2 separate regions of the Homo sapiens genome follow, and region 1 is linked to region 2. A link is an interaction called in ENCODE POLR2A ChIA-PET data of the cell type or tissue named here. Cell type or tissue: HepG2. All regions are shown on one strand.

Evidence for each region. ChIA-PET counts read pairs that join two places held together with the same protein. Peaks named below come from ENCODE experiments on the same cell type or tissue, not always from the same donor. Only the 100,000 strongest peaks of a DNase experiment are listed, where the experiment ranks them.
Region 1: POLR2A ChIA-PET joins it to region 2 with 12 read pairs; 10 of 35 experiments call an interaction of 5 or more read pairs at or near these places.

What each region holds. Positions count from the first base shown.
Region 1 is chr20:32,540,334-32,542,833 of GRCh38, forward strand. The region is part of intron 1 of NOL4L (nucleolar protein 4 like); the gene reads right to left. It overlaps LOC105372592 (a long non-coding RNA gene), which reads left to right. Exons shown (of 3, transcript XR_007067563.1): 3 at 841-1,620. Among named protein-coding and RNA genes, the nearest start is that of NOL4L-AS1, 20 kb to the right of the region's middle. RefSeq lists enhancers at 752-1,257, 1,258-1,763. In HepG2, no CTCF peak of the experiment used is centred here; a DNase peak (open chromatin) is centred at 1,268; H3K4me3 peaks cover 475 bases.
Region 2 is chr20:32,472,465-32,474,964 of GRCh38, forward strand. It overlaps NOL4L (nucleolar protein 4 like), which reads right to left. Exons shown (of 11, transcript NM_001256798.2): 5 at 2,137-2,278. Among named protein-coding and RNA genes, the nearest start is that of NOL4L-AS1, 87 kb to the right of the region's middle. RefSeq lists an enhancer at 2,076-2,500. In HepG2, no CTCF peak of the experiment used is centred here; DNase peaks (open chromatin) are centred at 1,187, 1,774 and 2,247; H3K4me3 peaks cover 1,935 bases.

The DNA.
Region 1 (2,500 bases), 68 kb after region 2:
GAGACAATGTGTGACTGTCACACACAGTTAAGGTCACAGAGACATGGACATAGCCTCACACATGCAACCATCTGCAGTCCTTGGACAGTCTCACACACAATTACACGCAGGCCCACAGCCATGCTCAGAATCCCACAGCACTCCACACAGCTTCACACATGTACACGGGAATCTTCCTCCCCGGCCCCCACACCTGCCCAGCACCGACCTTCCAGATGCATTCACTGATTCAACAAATCCTTTTTGAGGGTCTTCTCTGTGGAGGCCCTGGGCTAACCCATAATCAGAATGACTGGAACAGGAACAAATAATTAGCTGCCCTGTGCTGTTGCCTCCGTTTCCCCATCTGTGAGATGGGGATCCTAGCCCTGCCACATGGGACTGTCAATGTTAGGAGTGAATGTGTGGAAAGCCCTCGGTCCGTGTTTGGCCCACAGTGTCATCTAAGTAAGGCTATCCTGGTTAGCCAAAAGCATCCCATGCCCAGCTCCACGCAGAACACCTGGCACACATTATCTCCCTGAGCCCTTGTCCAAGTCCCCAGCAGCTGGGGTCATCGCCCCCATTCCTCAGATGAGGAAACCGAGGCTCAGAGAAGAGGCCCACAGTCTGTAGGTTGCCCCACCGATCTCATGTCATGCCACAGTGCTGCTCCAGCCTGCCTCGCCACCCCCTACACACACACACACACACACACACACACACACACACACACTATTCCCTCTGGCTAGAAGGCCCTTCTCACTTGCATATAGCATGCCCAGCTCCTCTGAGCTGCCTACTTACACTTCTGTGAAATGGGGATACTAGCCCGTGTCAGCCCCTGTTTATTTTCCCCAGGGCACTGGACTTTAAGGGCCAAGAGTGAAGACCATTTTGTCCTGTTCTCTGGCACACAGTAGGCACTCGACAACTATTTCAAAACTAAAGGAATAAGCAAGTGGCCTCATGGCTACTGAGGACAGAGTCTGGAACTGAATGCAGGGCACTCTGAAGCTGGAGCTCACTTCTACATTATTGCCTTTCTCATGCTACTAGCAGGCACTGAATGTGTCAGTGAGTGAATGAATGAAACCAAGATCTCAGGATCCCAGTCAAGTGCTCCCTGAGTTTCATTTCCTGGTAGTGTGGACATGAGCCAAGCTCCAGCCACCTTGGATGGTGGTGGGGGTGGCGGGGCTGATGGGCCGCCTGAAGCCGGCTGTCAGGAGCTCGTCTGGCCACAGCCGCCAGCAGGAGAGACCAGCTGGCGGTGCAGGGTCCATCGGCCCGGGCCTGGAATCTGAGCTGCCCTCAGAGGCCCAGCTTCTCTCTGGGCCCCCACAAACTGGCCTTTGTTCCTGGGCCGGCCAAGACCCAGCAGCTTGGGCTTTCTGTCTGCCCGCGGCACCCGCGCTGAGCTGGCGGGGTAAATGGGCCAGCCTCCCCTCTGTCCATGCCCAGGACGTCGCTTTAGGACTAAATGGAGATGTAATTTTCTATACAAATCCATGACAATTTAGATGGAGTGATTGTAATTGGCTTTTCAATGGGGGTTTTGTCCAGAGCTGGTGGCTAGAACTGGGTGGCCTGTTTGAGGCAGGCTCCATTTAAATGACAATAAAGCAATAATATTGAGGACTTGTACAGTGCCCAGCACTCCTCCCAGCCCAAGTAGAGCCTCATGTTTATGGATCTGGTCCTTCCCTGAGGCTGTCTGGACAGGCGGGTGGTGGGGGGCGCTAAGCCCAGGAGACAGGTGGCCATATCTTTGGGCTTCAGGACACAGAGCTTCAGAATGGCTGGGGCAAGGTCCCGCATCCACTGGCTTACCTGTGTCCTTATTCCTGAAACTGTCACTAACTAGTGCCTCCTCGGGCTAGCTGCTAGTCCAGGTTTCGGGGGCACCAAGACAATGAGAGCTGCTCAGGCAGGTCAGAGGGAGAAGGCTACAATGGCCAGTACAGCATGACATTTGAGAGCATGACCAAGAGATGACCAACAGCCAGACAGCCTGAGCTCAAATCCTACTCCACTTCTTTTTAAAAAAATTTTTTTTGAGACAGGGTCTCGCTGTGTCACCCAGACTGGAGTATAGTGGCAGGATCACGGCTCACTGCAGCCTCGACCTCCAAGGCTTAAGCAATCCTCCCACCTCAGCCTCCCAAGTAACTGGACCATAGGCATGTGTCACTACACCTGGCTAATCTTTTTATTTTTTTGCAGAGACAGAGTCTCATTGTGTTGCCCACGCTGGTCTCGAACTACTGGGCTCAAGAGATCCTCCCGCCTCAGCCTCTGAAAGTGCTGGGATTACAGGTGTGAGCCACTGTGCTCAGCCCCTACTCTACTTCTGACTCGTCTCTTGAACCTTACCAAGTTACTTAACCTCTCCATGCCTCAGTTTCCCCAGCCATAACATGAAGCTGCAGTGAAAGTTTTTGTGAAGATGAAACACCTTAATAGTGCCTGGCATGTGGAAGGTGCTATATATAAGTCATTGCCGTGATTCATTCCAAGC
Region 2 (2,500 bases):
CCTGCCTAGTCCTGCGTCAATAACAGGGGCCTGAGAGTGCTCTGATGGGAGCCCCTTGACTCACTCATGGGAGCTGGACCTCACATTTCTGCACCGTGAGCACCTTCAAGAGGGGCTGGTTGTATGTCTCCAGGGGGGCCAGAAGATGGCCCAGGACTCTAGGCTGGAAACCCACTGCTCTGGACAGACACCAACAGGCCCACAGGCCCAGAAGAGGCAGCAGAGGCCAGGCCAGCTGCCTGGGCCTTCCCAAGGCCTGTGCCCTGCCCAGGGTCTCAGCCAGCCAGCGGGGTGGCCCACAACTCCATGAGTGTCTCGGAGGGGACAGTGAGGCCCACGGCCCTGTGGTCAACAGCATCCTCCCTGTCCCAGCTCTGGTGTCCATCAGGAGGGGAAGGTGGTGTCTGACTACCCCAGGCTGACCCCGCACTGGGCTCTTGGGGACCTACAGACCCCCCAGCCTCCCTGCATCTCTCAGCCTCATCCTCATGGCCAGGCCAGCCAGCCTCTGGGCAGCAGGTGCTGAGGGAACCCCATGGACCCCACAGAAATGCCACTGTCAGCTACCTGATCCTGACAGCCCCCAAATCACCAGACCTCCCCAGGACGTGTCTCCAAGAGAGATCACGCTCTCAAAGGGTGGTCATGAGGAATAACAGCATGAGATCTGCTTGGGAATGAGTAGGGGGACCATGGTCCCTTCAGCCCCACTGCTCTGGGTTTCTGAACAACTGTCCCAGACCCTTCTTGTGGGGGACCACAGCCTGTGGCCCCAGCTGGGCTCTGCAGGCACCGCCCTCAGTGTTCCTTGGGCGTGGCCTCAATCGGCTCAGTTGAGGCGGGAGGTCAGCTGCTGCGCTTGTCCCAGCCCCAGAGCCCCCCAGAGCACGTGGCTGCCCCCGCCGGTCCCCACCCCCGTGGGAACGCTGGAAGGCGGCACTGGCCTGGGAGGCTGGCAGCACGAGGGGGTCGCACCGACCTCACGAGGCATCAAGCACAAAAGCCTTTTCTTTGCCGGCAGCCACGCACCCCACTCCTCCTGCAGCCACTCCCTGTGCTCCCCAGCCCCTGGCCCAGACACCTCCAGCTGCCTCCAGACTGGGTCTCCTCCCAAACAAAGCCGGATTCAGGCCTTCGGGAGGCAGGCGCGCAGGTTCTGCCATGGAGATGAACTTTGACCCAAACAGCAAGGCTCCTACCCCTTATTTACTCTTTAAGGCTGACCCGTTTCACAGAGTTCACATTACACCCCTTTTTAATCCGCACCTCCCTCCCACATTCCAGGCCTCGACCTTCAACCCCTCCTAATTGCTGGCTCCGGCTCCTACACCCCAGTTCTTGGGCCCAGCTCACTCATCCCTGCCCCCAACCATCTCCTCCACGGAAACAAAGGCGATGCTGGGGTGCTGTGCTCACAGGGCCACCTCACAACCCTGGCACACCAAGGTAGATGCCAGGGTCCCAGAGCCCAACCACTTGGGGGAGTCCACGTGGAGGCCGGGGTGGATCTTTGGGGTCTGATTCCTGACCCTAACTCTCCAACCCCTGAGAAGGAAGCCTCTATTCCAAGGGAGGCTGGAGTAGGCTGCCTGGCAGGCCCTGCGCGGAGGCGGTCAGGGCTAGGGAAGAATCCGGACAGCTCCCCAGCCAGCCGCATCGCATCCCAAGGGGCTAGGGTGAATGTGGGCAGCTGCACTGCCTGGTCACTCACCAGGTGACCTGGGCTATAGCCTCACATGTGGCTGCAGAAACACAGCTTGTTTCCCTTGCTGGGCAGCGGAACTGCTCTGGGTTAGGTACACTGTGAACCTTCCCAGGCCTGCCCCTGGTAACTCTGAAACCCACATTGCAGAAGCCCATGGCATCCCGGCAACCAGGCAGACCCCCCGCCCCGCAGGCTGCCAGTCCTATGGGCTCTCTCCCTCATCTTTGGGAGGAAGGAGCCAGGAGCTGGGGCACTGGGGCCCATGGAGATGCTGAGAACACTGGGGGCAGTGCAAGCTTGGGCCTGAGCCACCCAAAGGCCTTGGCCCAGATTCCGCCACCCTGGAGTGTGTCCACACCTCTCACCTGAGGACAACTGGGAGCAGGGGGCCGGGCACAGCCCCTCCTCAACTGCCACCAAGGGGCACTCACCGTCCTCTTGACTGTGGAGGTTCTGCGGGCTCCGCATCCTCTCGTCCTGGCTGGGGCTCAGGCTGGAGGCCAGGTGCGGGTCAGCTGACATCCATGTGGAGTCGCTCATATCAAAATCCTCGCTGCTCACAGAAGTCTCATCCTGAGCAGGGACAAAGAAGGTGGGCATTCAGCAGGGACGGGCTCTCATCAGCCTGAGGCAGCCTTGTGGGTGGACCCCAGGGCCAGTGGGCGTTTGGGAGTGCCCTGAAGGCGGCAGGAGCCCTCAAACCTTGAAGTGAGGGCTGGGTGGTGCTCCCCCTTGCCCGGTGGAAGTGGCCCCGGCTCTGGTTCCTGTCGGAAGCCAAGGCTAAGGGCCGGCACT